Linked DNA regions of Homo sapiens: all the other regions are linked to region 2. A link is a contact called in ENCODE Hi-C data. All regions are on one chromosome and are shown on one strand. Each heading gives the region's core, a stretch centred on a gene start or an enhancer-like site at or near the end of the contact. The rest is flanking DNA. Distances are from core to core; before and after follow the strand shown. Region 1 holds the start of PCF11 (PCF11 cleavage and polyadenylation factor subunit). Region 2 holds the start of HIKESHI (heat shock protein nuclear import factor hikeshi). Region 3 holds the start of RAB30 (RAB30, member RAS oncogene family).

The links. Hi-C counts contacts between places; a loop is a spot of excess contacts on that map. Pooled maps may share reads with other maps.
Region 1: a loop to region 2 is called in a pooled map, with 9 times the contacts of the local background. The contact joins the promoter of PCF11 here to the promoter of HIKESHI in region 2. A Hi-C loop is called at or near these places in 9 of 50 pooled maps.
Region 3: a loop to region 2 is called in a pooled map, with 9 times the contacts of the local background. The contact joins the promoter of RAB30 here to the promoter of HIKESHI in region 2. A Hi-C loop is called at or near these places in 6 of 50 pooled maps.

What each region holds. Positions count from the first base shown.
Region 1 is chr11:83,155,018-83,159,330 of GRCh38, forward strand. It overlaps PCF11 (PCF11 cleavage and polyadenylation factor subunit), which reads left to right and starts at 2,114. Exons shown (of 16, transcript NM_001346413.3): 1 at 2,114-2,614. The coding sequence starts at 2,423. RefSeq lists silencers at 1,690-1,769, 3,220-3,279 and enhancers at 1,970-2,019, 2,084-2,873, 2,170-2,419.
Region 2 is chr11:86,299,695-86,304,018 of GRCh38, forward strand. HIKESHI (heat shock protein nuclear import factor hikeshi) reads left to right here and starts at 2,546. Exons shown (of 5, transcript NM_016401.4): 1 at 2,546-2,784. The coding sequence starts at 2,755.
Region 3 is chr11:83,068,923-83,073,146 of GRCh38, forward strand. It overlaps RAB30 (RAB30, member RAS oncogene family), which reads right to left and starts at 2,975. Exons shown (of 5, transcript NM_001286060.2): 1 at 2,769-2,975. It overlaps RAB30-DT (RAB30 divergent transcript), which reads left to right and starts at 3,144. Exons shown (of 3, transcript NR_038903.1): 1 at 3,144-3,224; 2 at 3,701-3,882. LINC02951 (long intergenic non-protein coding RNA 2951) reads right to left here. Exons shown (of 3, transcript NR_186233.1): 3 at 3,480-3,774. RefSeq lists enhancers at 865-914, 935-1,164, 2,928-3,417.

The DNA of each region.
Region 1 (4,313 bases), core at 864-3,363, 3.1 Mb before region 2:
GGAGCCTTTTTTTTTTTTTTTTTAGAAGTTCACTTTGCTGTTAAAAGAAAGTTAAAAACTGTAAAAGGCAGACATTTCTATAATGAAATTCACCTTTAAAATGAAAAGAAAATGAACAGAGGACTATTTCACCCTGGTCATTTCCCTCCAGAAAATAAAACCTTTGGACGTTATTAGTTGAAACTTTCTAGTATATCTAAATAGCACCACTAACAATAGTGTGAAATTATTGAGATTATAAATACTTATTTAACAATACTTCTTAGCTTCAAATGAGGGAAGACCAGTTTTCCTCCCCAGGTTTTACTTTTCATTCATGTGTGATATCATGCTAAGAAAAAAATGGAAAATACATGTCAAAACTTAACCTTTGCAGCACACTTTATGCAGTTCATTATGTTTCAATTAGACAACAATAAAGATGCTAAAAAACTCAAAGAAACAAAAAGAAGAAATGAAAATGTTACTTTATATGGGACAAGTAAAGAGTAGTTTGTTTGTTTGTTTGTTTTTTGAGAGAGAGTTTCACTCTGTCGCCCAGGCTGGAGTGCGGTGTTGCGATCTCGGCTCACTGCAACCTCTGCCTCCCGAGTTCAAGTGATCCTGCCTTAGCCTCCCAAGTAGCTGGAATTACAGGCGGCCGCCACCATGCCCGGCTAAGTTTATTTTTTAAGAGCAATTTCTTCTGGGGAGCAACAAATTATCTCTCAAATGCCTAGTAGCCTACGGAAGGCAATGGAAAAGCAATTTTAGGTAATTGACACTTTTTTTTTTTTGAGACAGACTCTCGCTGTCACCAGCCTGGAGTACAGTGGCGTGATCTCGGCTCACTGCAACCTCCACCTCCCGGGTTCAAGCGGTTCTCCTGCCTCTGCCTCCCGAGTAGCTGGGACTACTATAGGCGCACGCCACCACGCCCAGCTAATTTTTGTATTTTTAGTAGAGACGGGGTTTCACCATGTTGGCCAGGGTGGTCTCGATCTCTTGATCTCGTGATCCGCCCGCCTCGGCCTCCCAAAGTGCTGGGATTACAGGCGTGAGCCACCGCGCCCAGCCCGTAATTGACACATTTTAAAAGCTTATATTTAGGTCAATATCGCTACTCAATGAAAAAATTACGTTTGGTTTGTGTTATGTCGCAGCTCCACGGTGAACTATTTGAAAGCTTTGTGTGTTTTACGAGCATCATTTCCAACCTGGGAAGACAGCCCCACAAGTTTAAAACAAAAGTGCATGCGCGTGTGTGTTTTCCTACGTGCCCCAAATAGTGTATGCTAAGGAGGTTCTGAAATGCAGATTCACAGTGGAGATATTACGGTCCAGCTGGGTGTGGCTGTTGTGAAAAACTCTTCCTAGAGCTCATAGTGGGCTCCTTAAAGAGCTCCTCCAAACCCCCAAGGAAAAAGCCTTTCACACTTAATCTCTAAATAAAAGGCATTTTCCTGGGGATTCAAGTCAGGCAAGCTCGCCTAGGTATTTTTGTGGGTGTGGGAAGCGGCGTGCTGGAAGAAACTCTCCAGCAGTGCTTTCCGAAGTTCCGGGTAAATTGGGCACCTCCCTCCCACTTCCCAGTTCCCAGAGGGGCAGCTGGACCCGCCCTGGCTCTCCAGAGCACCTGAGACGCTAAGGGAGAGGGGGTGCGGCGGCAGAAAGCCTCCGCTCCCTCCAACCCCCGCTCCCTCCAACCCCCACCGTCGGTAGCAGCTACGGGGCAGGCGGGAGGAAAGATGATTGACAGGCCCGCTCAGTGGCTGGGAAGCTAGAGGGAGGGACGAAGAGGGGACGGCTGAGTCTTCTTCTCAAAGTGGTTGGGTTGGGCCGCGGGAACTGCCTTCCCAGGCCTATTGGCTTCCCTGAATGGGTTGTTATGGTAACAAATGACCGAACAGTCCCTTATGAATCGGCCAATGAGAAGGGCCGTCTTTTCCAGTGCGCCTCCGAGCAGTAGATGTTGCGAAAGTCCGGGTAGAGGCCGGAGAAGAAGGCGGTGCCAGGGCGTCCTGCGGAAGGGCCGGGGGCGGGGCTCGTGACGTTGCCGGGACAGCCAATCACGCCTGGTTTTATCAGTGGCCCCGCCCTTTTACCGCACATTTCCCCTCCCCTAGTTCATTTCGCACGACGCAGCGGTTGGGAACACAGACATTTTCGGAGCTGGAGCCGCCACTGCCGCCGCCATTTTGTGTCTGTGGAGAAAGAAGCTTCTGTGGCGGCTGGAAGTGGACGGAGATCACCCGCGAGACGGCGGCGTTTCATACCCGAGGTTCCCCCTGTGTCGTCCCCCATCCCCCCTCCGCGGTCAGCATGTGGTGAAGCCGGAGCCGCGAGAGAGCCGGGGAGAGGAAGAGGAGTCGGAAGGGAGGCGGGGTATCCAGAGCGGCTTCAGCTTCAGCTGCAGCGGACCTCGGAGGGGGGCCGCGGCGCAATGTCAGAGCAGACGCCGGCCGAGGCCGGTGCTGCGGGGGCCCGGGAGGACGCCTGTCGGGATTATCAGTCATCGCTCGAAGACCTGACCTTCAATAGCAAGCCGCACATCAATATGCTGACCATTCTAGCCGAGGAGAACCTGCCCTTCGCCAAGGAGATCGTCTCTCTCATCGAGGCCCAAACCGCCAAGGTTTTTATACACCCCGCAGCCTCCTATTACTTCTAATACTCCCTGATTTTAGTGTCAGCCTCATCCCAGGTCTCGCTTCCATCCCAAGGGGGACAGTGTTCCTTCTCTCCAACCCCCCCACCCCCCTCCAACTCAGGCTCGGTCTTTGGCCCAGGCTTCGAGCATGGGCCTCTGGGGGGGAGGGAGTGGGGAGGATAAAGGGTGGAGTCCCACTTCCGCTTTCCAACTCCCTTTTTAGGCCACCGCATTGTATATCCCGACACACACACGCTTTGAATAGAGCCCTTTGGGGTGGGGGAGACTTAAAGGCAGTTTGTGGTTTGGGGAAGTAAGAGTTAACATAAGCCATTTTAATTCCCTGGGAAGTGGGAGAGTGGGTCTCCCATTTTCCCCAAGCACCCTTTTTGGTAATTGTGTTCTGTGGGTTGGAAGGAGGTGAAGGGGGACCTGGGAGCGAGCTGTTGGTGGGTGGGAATAGGGATTTGGCCCCGAGTGGAGCAGCCGCCTGTTAGGAGCCCAACATGGCGCCTGAAAAGCACATGATGCGAAAGGGAAGAGAGGAGAATCCATTCCCTGCCAGCCAGGCAGCTGCTCACTCCCGTCAGCCCCATTTTGGGGTGGGGGCGGCTAGATAAAACTTTTATTCTCCTATTGGAGGGTCTAATTTGTCCCAAAATAGGGGCAAGTGGGGTTGAGGGTGGGGTTTGGGTGGGGGGAGGAGATCTTATCCAACCTGTAGGTGGAGAACTGGCCCAGAGGGTAACAAGTACTTGCAGTTTCTCTGAAAAGTTCAGTCCCTCCTCCTCTTCCTTTTCTCTTTTTCTCCCTTCCCTGATAGCGAAGGAGTGTTTTTCTTTACCCCTTGACAGAAGTGGTCCTCTGCCACCTTATATTTCCCTGTAGTCCTCCTCTTCTGTGGATTCATATGGGAGCGATATGTCATTTAAGTAAAGTTACTGTTCAACTTAGTTACAATGAGTTTTAATAGCGTCCCAGTGCTACATTTTATTTTTCAAGCTTGTACTCACGGTTTAGTTTTTTCTAGTTGTTAGTGATTGCAATTATCAGGATGAGCCTCCTTTTAGCAGAGTGAACCCCTTTTTAAAGGCCACTTTAACAACAACCACCAATATATTGTTTAGAGACGGTTTCTGTCTAGTGTAAAACTTGAGTGGTCTGACTCTAATAAATGGTTTTGAAATGTGTGACTGGTATTATAAAATTTGTGAATAAAACATATAAAATATGTATTTGTCTTTTTTATTTACCTTTGTAAGGTGTAGAATCTGTTTCCAAGACTTATTTTTATCTACGTGGTTGTGTGTTTTAAACAAAAGTCTTTAAGTGACTTGGGTTCATTCTTCTTTAGGTTCCATCCACTCTTTTGGGTAAACCTCTTCACAAGATACACGGTTTCAGGTGGTCCTTTCATAATTTAAAGAGGACGAAAAGGAAGGGTTTTTTTTCTTTTTCCTTTTAAGGACCTCAACAAGTTTATCATGCTCAGTCTGACAGCTAAGATACAAGTTTTCGTTCACTTTTTCCTGTGAAAGTGTATGTAAAACAGCTTTTTTTTTTAAGTGTGAGATTTAAAAAGGAAGCATTCGTCATACTCAACATGCTTTTTATTGATACCACAAACATCTTGGACATGAAAACTTAGTTTTTGCCTTGTTGAAGGCTTAACTTGACATTAAAT
Region 2 (4,324 bases), core at 1,296-3,795:
ACACTGATTTTAAGCAATCTACCTGTCTTACCCTTGCATTCTGTGGCCCCTGATATCTCCAGTTCCTGAGCTTCTCTGATATTTATCTTTCTCTGTAGTACCTGAGTTTGATCTTCCACGCCTCTGCTAAGTCATTTGCCTTTCTTTTATCTACTTTCCATTGATATCTGTTGTGACTTGGGGTTACAGATATCTCCCAGTTCAGGGAAGACAGAGTTTGTGTGTCTATTTGTTGTTCTCCTTGTTTTGTAAAGAAAAATTTTTCAGAGAAGAGAAAAAATATTTTTTTGCTCTCTTCAAGTCAGAATTCAACCTAGAATTGGAAGAAACATAATGGCCAAAATGATAAAATAAATGATCTCATCATTAGGTTAATTAATGAAGAGCTAACACCAGGATTCAGAATCCCTGATACCCTGGCCACAATTAAACTATAACTGGTTCTTACTCCATAGAATCATATAGTTTGAGATGGGGGGGAGTACCTCTGAGGTTTTCAGCCAATTTCCCCAATTTTCCGTAAGTCTCCTCAACAATGTAAGTGGATTTCAGCATTGGTTACAATATCAATGTGAATAGGAGCATTCACTCTATTCCATGACTATCTATTCTTATTTCAGAGAGCTCTGATTATTGGAAAGATTTTTTTCCCTGAAACATTTTTTCACTTCCTCACACTGTATCTAGTTCTGCCCGCAGAAGTTACAAAGAACTACTGTATGTACAAATAATATAGTTTGGTAGCTGGAATACTGGCTACTCTAGAGATATGATACTGTACTCACTGCCTCTAACTCTTTGTACAATCTATAACTAAGACAGTTGACCAGCAAAATGGAGAAAAAGCTCATATCTCACATAACAGAGATTGAGACAATTAATAAACATCATCTGTAATTTATAAAAAAAATTCTAAGCTAGCTAGTTCTCAATCCACTAAATATAAGATTGCTGGGTAGGAGAAGAAATGACTATCAGGTGGGTCATAGAAAGGTTAGTGAAGAAAAGTGAGAGGATGTGTAAGAAATAACCAAGTGAATATTACAGGGAGATAAAACAAGTTGCATAAGCACATACAAATTTAAAAGTAGGAGTTGCTCAGAGAATTCAAAAGTATGGCTAGTGCACAAGGTGGGTATGAAGAAGACATGGAAAATTAGTTAGGAAAGGCAATAATGCTAAATATTAACATTTATTGAGTAAGCTACATTCTGGCCACTATTGAGTACTTTACGTGTAAGAACCCTCAAAACAACTTTATGAGGTAGATACTACTATTACTTCATTTTAAAGATGGGGAAAAGGAGGTATGGGAGTGTTAGGTTAACTTGCCTGAGATTATGTAACTAATAAATGGCAGAGATGGGCTCTGAACCCAGGTAGTGTGGGTGCCTTAATTTATGAAGTGGTCTTCATATGAATGGCCTTTTTATTCTGAAGGTTCTAGGACTTTTTAGATAGTAAGTTGGAAACATTGGTAGATCCTTTCCTACCTCTTCACCTTTGGCACAGCTATCTCAAAGGAGTATCGGTGATAAGATAGGTGATCAGTTTAGGGATCCACAGTGGAGGCCAGAGGACTGTTCCAAACACTGATCCCCCATATATAAACTGAGAACTGGGAAGACAGACCTGCTTTACGGCTGGTGGCCAAGCTCAGATATTTCAAATTGGACAGAGACCCTTTACTATCCTATTCAAGAAGAAAAGGAATTGGAGCTGTGAAAGGGAGAATAAGTATTGGTGGCAATCGGTACTTAATGCCAGTATTTTTTTTTTTTTTTTTGGCTATTGTTTTGTATTTCCTATGAAACTTTTCTGCAGATCCACATAGAAAAAAAATAGACATTTTTACAATAAAACTCCCACTAATTAAGCACAGCCAAGCACTGTTTTAAGTGTTTTATACATATTAGCTCATTTAATCCTCACAGCAACCCTAGGCAATAGGCTCATTATTTGTCTTTTGCAAAGGAGGGGCACTGAAGCACAAAGACATCTACAACTCGTCCACAATTGTACAGCAAATGAATGGGAGAACTAAGTGAAGCTGGAAAGAACTACTATAAATTGTAGACAAGTACAAAACAATTGGTTAAAGATTAATACTTCTGAGACACTGTGTAGCAGAAAGAAACCCGGATTTGGATTAGGACTTGAATTCAGCCTCCAACATTTACTGCTGTGTAAAGATTTGAGGCTGATCACTCCTATAAAATTTGGATTATAATACTTACCTCATAGGGTTTTTGTAAAGATCTAGTGACGTGATTATTGTAAAAGTGCACCGTTAATCTCTCAGATGTCACAGAAACGTTAGAAGCATCTCTTCCCAGGATTGTACATGGAAATGAAGGATCCACAGATTTTGTGGCTATAAAACACCCGGACTACCGATCCCAGTGTGCAAAGCCTCCAGGCTTACCTTCCCGGAAACTGGCGCGGTGCCCTCTGGGACTTGTTCTGGGACTTGTAGTCTTGTACTGGCGCTGGCCCGCCTTTCTTCCTTAGTGGGGAAAACCGGGTGTAAGCCCCGGAAGTACTTGTTGCCTGAGCAGTGGGCTGCTTAGGAAGAGAAGGTCAGAGTTCGCGGGGGCAGAGGCATTCTTGCCGCTGGCCCAGTCACTATGTAGTGGAGGGGCAGACACCCTCCCGCAAATTCTGGAAGGTTCTTAGTCTCGACTAGGGCAGTAGCCCCAGGACTCCTAGTCGCCGGCTTCAGGTCACTGCCGGCTGAACGGAGCTGCCGTCGCCATGTTTGGCTGCTTGGTGGCGGGGAGGCTGGTGAGGATGGGACCGGGTGATATCAGGAAGGGGTCAGGATACCGAGGGCGAAGCCCTACGGCAGGGAGGGTGCGCAGGCGCTAGGGATGCGGGGAAGCCCACTTATTATATTTTGGGTGGGTATGTGAGGATGGAGCGTGGGAAGCTGGGTGCTCTCCTTTGCCCAGCTCTATTCAGATTCTTTCGAATAGTAGTCACAGTATAAGTTGGCATTTATTAAGTGTGCATTTTGTACCAAGTACTGGGCTAAGTGCAATGCACGCCTTTGGTCACTCAGCCTTATGTGTGGCGCTTATTTGGCACTTTGAACTTAATCCTCATAACTCGTGAGATGGTCTTTATCTTTGACATTTTGCAGTTACAGAACTAAGTTCAATCGCCAGTATAAATACCTTCTTTATTAACTTGAGGTAGAGGTGAATTTGGGATTGAATTTGGTCTATAGCAAACTGTTTTTCAAAGATTAAGGTGCTCAGGGAATGTATATCTTTTGGGTCCCTTTGGAAGAACCCGAGTAAAAATAAGCTTAATTTAATTGGAAGTTGGCTGAAACTTAACGTGTGAGCCGTATCTGAGATAACCAGAGAAGGATGCGAGTAGTGTGTTTCCTTATGGGTCAAAATAGATAACTTACCTTGCCAAATTGTTAGAGTAAATGAGAACAGCACCTGGAATTCTTTAGGAATAATCTGGAAGGTGAATCTTGTTTGTTTCCTTAGAAACCACACAGACATCAATTTTCAGGCCTGATTCCTTTCCCCTAGAAGTATTTTTCCTTCTTTTTTCTCCTGGCTTTTTAAAATGTTGCAGTCCCTTTGCTGAATTGTCTTTTTTTCCCATCAAGTTTTGATAATGTATTGTATTCTGTACATATACAGTTCTAAGAAGCCAGAAAGATAAGTTGGAGATGACTAGCCTCATAAAGTTTGTCTCTTGAATGACTGGGAGACCCCTGTGGTGATGGTGGTAATTCATAATCCTGGTGAGATAATTTTGCCCTGCTCTTAATAGGGAAAAAGGACAAACCTGGAATGATTGTGTGACTCAGACGAGTGAGTGTTATTAATGAATGACATTAAAATTGTGTTTCTTAAAGAATAAAAAGCCTATTTGGAATCCATGTATCTCTCACGTTGTCAACTAATTTGGAAGGAAATTTAGTTATGGTAATACCTGCCTCTATATATTGGGGATACTTGGTCCTTTAATTATGGAGTATTAGGACACATCAAAGTGAAGGACAAATAGACCTAGTGGCATCTCAAAACTTAACTACACGACTCTGTTATAAGAAAAATCTACTTATCTAAACTTATGAACCCAGTTTTTATTTCTTAAGATTTTTTTTCTTAAAGAGATACACCTTTTCTTAATGTCAAAAATTAGAGTGTGATGATACAGATTTGCAGACTGTTCAGTACCTATACAAAGTTGACACTTAAGAAATATTTATTTTGCCTGGTGGTTATTTCAAGACTCATAAATAATAATTTCCCATGCTTTTTAGGTTATATGCATGCCAAAGACTGGTGAAATTGAA
Region 3 (4,224 bases), core at 1,725-4,224, 3.2 Mb before region 2:
TCCCCTATTAGAATATAAGCTCCATGAAGTCAGGGAAAGCATTTGTTTTCACTGATGTATCCACAGTGCTTAGTACATGGTAGCTGCTCAATCAATATAAATTGTCAGAATTATAGGTTGGGGCCAGATTATAGAGGGCTATAACATCAGTAAACCAAAGAGCAAGGATCATTATCCCTTTGCAAATAAGTAAACCGAAGCAGAAAGAAATGAATAGTTATTTAAGGTCCCAGAGACAGCAGTGATGAGGCCAAATCTAACACTACATTCAGCCCATTTCTCCTCCCTAGGACAATAAAAGAAACTTTGGTGGGTAAGGAAGTATTTCAGAAGAAGAAAATTAGGAATGAGAAGATGGTGCATAAAAGGTCTAAGAGGACAGCTTCTGAATCTGCCTGTTACACTAGTTGCCTCCAGATGGATAGCAGTTAGACTTTCCACACCTAGAGGAGCACTGCTGTTACATAAACAAATATAGCCACTATCACACTCTTCCCGTTAAGAGAAGAGAATAAAATAACAAACTTCTTTCCTGCACAGAGGAGAAGAAACAACCAGGGTGGGTGGGGAACTGTTGTCCTCCAAGTATCTTCAAAAAACCAAATGGGCAGTTTGGCCACCTGGATTGCTACTCAGCAATCCACAGGGAACAGGAAGAAAGAGGGGGGAAAGATCAGCCTTCCCACCACCAGCTGCAGCAAGGATAAGGAAAAAAAAAATGTATTGTATAAGGCAAGCCACTTGAAGACTACTTATTCCTTGGGAATTATGAGAACATTTCATGTAGAGCATTTAAAAACCTTGCTAATCCATAGGCAGGTGCCAGTGAAAGGAAAAGTGGCATGAGCCCAACTGCAGCATTTCATTGTTCACATGCTGCTGGGGCTAAATTATGTCTGTCACAGGAACTACAAACCAGACCAGGGGTCAGGCTCATTGCTGCTCATCCTGCCAAGCACAGACTGCAAGAAAAAGAAAAGGCAAAGAAATTCTCTTCAAAGAGGATTCTGCAAAAATATTCACATAGTCTACATCCACCCAGGAGTTCCTAGTTGAAGTGGAGGACCAGGGAGTGTGTTCTAAGATTGAAGAGAAAGAGATGTGATATGCTGGTGATAAAGGAGGGGTTTTGAAACAGAAAGGAAAAATGTAAACTGCAAATGGAGAGATAGAGAAATAAACAGAATTTCAAGAGATGTGGGTGGGATGGGGTGGGGTGGGGGGAAGAAATGAAAGTACAGGAGAGAAGGGTAGGGTGTCCAGAAGAGCAGAGCGTCATCAACAGAGAGACGCAGAGGCAAAGGCTAACTGTTGATCTTTTCCCAAATCCAAAAGCTGCTCATTGGCATCCCAATAAATCACTCTACTACAAAGCCCATACAATGGACTGTCCTTTGCATTCAGCATCAAGCAGCATTTAATGAAATATCACACAGCTACAACTTTGGAGACCTAAGGATCTGAATTTAAAATGAACAAAATTGGCTTAGCAGCAGAAGACAGCCAGTAAAGAATTTCGCCCATGTCTGACTCAGCTAGGAAAAGGTTTAGCATTCTAGAGTTAAGCAAATACTCTGGCATTTCTCCTTCTTTTGACATTCCAAGAGGGGGTGTGGTTGACCCCAGGCCCATTCATTTCCAAGGGTGTAGATCTCTCAGCCAAGACTGGCCCCATCTGTTGTGGAGCCAGCCAGCTGTTTATCTCAAAGTAACATATCTATTGCCCTAATTATCCCTATAACTCTTACAAGAGCATCATGTAAGTCAGAATGCTTTCTCTCCTGTTAAATGTCAGTTCGTTTAAAAAAACAACAATAACAAAACAACCAAAATCACTCTTCCATGGGCACCTTTCAGTAATGGCAAATGAAGGTTAACAGCGCTTCTAACTTTCCCTTTCTCTAATGTGTTAAAATGAACCCCTCTTCCCTAATCGATCTCTTCAAACCGTTATTTGTGAGTAGTGACTATGCCTCAGGAAACAGCAGCTCATTATGGTACCATTGTCAGTGGCAAAGAGCCTATGCAATGTAATTTAAAACACACAAGCACAAATCTGTCGGCTCCACTTCCAAACAATCTTGAATCCAGCAGTCGGAGAACGGAAAACATTTAACAAAAACGCTGCTTCCAGCAGCCTGAAAGAACCTTCGCCAGACACGTGAAATGTTTCTGACTGGCACGGAGTGCACCATTAAAGGACACTGTCACCTCAAATCAGCAGAAAAGGCGAGACAAACCACATAGACATACACACATAAAATAAAGCCCTACAAAACTTAAGCACGTTCATCTTAAAAATTAATAACTAGTGCTCGTCCAAGCGACATTCAAATGTTCTAAAGTAGTGCGACCACATTAATTCACTGTCTCCATTTCTCCCCACGCATCACCCCTTCCCACTCAAACCTCAGCTCTCGGGCCGTGTGTGACAGGACTGCAGTCCCCCACCTCTGCCTTCCTCAGATTTTCCAAGAGCACTCCCCAACATCCTTCCCAGCCCAGCCCCCTCTCTCCGCCTCAAAAAGGTTGAGAGGAGTTGCGACTAGGGAATTGGCAGGCACCCGTCCTCTGGCGGGGGAAGGTTGCTGGAGTTGTTCTTTGCAGTGACCCAAATGGCACAGAGCTTTTCCCCTTAGCTGTGCCTGCAAGCCTCTCCCCAATCCCCCCCACCTCCCCACCGCTCACAGCTTCCCAAAAGAAAGCCTTGAGAACTAAGCGGGAGGAATAACTTGGTAGAAGCATTTGAATAAATCACTTCAACTCACCTGGTTTGGGATTTTTCTCCCCACCCCAGGCATAAACAGAAATGGATGTGCGAATGAGTCACGCACGCAAGGGAAGGTCTGCGATGTCCTGAGTCCAAGGGCTGGAGTCAGTCCCTGCCCTGGTGCTGCTGCTACACTTAGCTCAGCTGGAGCGAGCGGCAATCGCAAGCCCAGCAGCAGCAGGGGGTGGAGAGACCGTAGCACAATGAATGCAGTGGGGCTTTTGCAATGACATCATCCCTCTGTCCAAACGTCCCCAATAGCCATGCTCGGGAGCGGTGCTTTCTGGGAACTGTAGTCTTCTTACGTCCTGAAGGGATACCCAGGCAATCCCCGAAACTACAATGCCCAAAATGCTCCAAGTGGGACGCGCCCAGAGTGAAGGAGCAAAGGGGACTCGGCCGCCATGTTAGGAGTACTGGGACGATTCCGCGGAGCCGGGCAGAGGTTTTAGGGGTGCGCAGGAGTCAAGTGGTGGTTCAGTGGGGACGGTGAGGTGGAGGACGATCTGGTCGGATAGCCGCGGGCACGAACCTGGGAACCAGAGGGTGGAGGCCATGCTGGGGACTGATGTAGGGCGGGACCGACTGGAAGCGGCATCCAGAGGCCCAGTGAGCCTCGGTCTCAGCTCCTGAAGGGGTTGCATGGGGCCCTACGCTTCCTTCTCCATTTTTTAGCTAAGAGATTGAGAGAGTCGGTTTACTTTTGGGCTTGGAGTATCATTTAGATCTGTTAACAGTACAGTTGAGAGAGTTGGTGTCTTTTGTTGAGGTGCGAGGACCCGAGGCGGCGACCCTCGCCTTTATTCGGAGAAGCCCACTTCCACCCACAGAGTTGGGGTAGTCCTCCGAAATGCATTTTTGTTTTGCCGTTTGTTTTCCAACCCCCTTTCACTCTCCCCAAAGCTTCAGATTCACTGATTTTTCATACAGGAATGATTAACAAAGGCGTCCGAAGAAATCGTTGTTGGAAGGTGACCAAGGTGGAAAGAGACGTTGCTTTGGCCCTGCAAGTAAGAAGAGAGAGGGAATAGCCTGAAGGAGTAACACTAAATTTAAAATGACACTTTTTTACCAACCAGCGAAAGCAGATGTTCAAAGGGGATATTGGCCAGGTGCGGTCGCTCACGCCTTTAATCCCAGCACTTTGGGGGCAGACGCGGGGAGATAGCGTGATTCTAGGAGTTCAACCCCAGCCTGGGCAACATGCGGAGACCCCGTACCGTCTCTACAAAAACATTAAACAAAAAAATTAGCTGGGCATGGTGGTGTACCCCTGTAGTTGCAGCTACACTAGAGGCTGAGGTGGGAGGATCGCTTGAGCCCGGGATGTTGAGGCTGCAGTGAGCCTCGATCCTACCACTGTGCTCCAGCCTGGGCGACAGCAAGCCCGTGTCTCAGAAAAGGCGGGAGGGGTGGGATATTATTGATGATAGGCCTTCTGACGTCTGGCAATA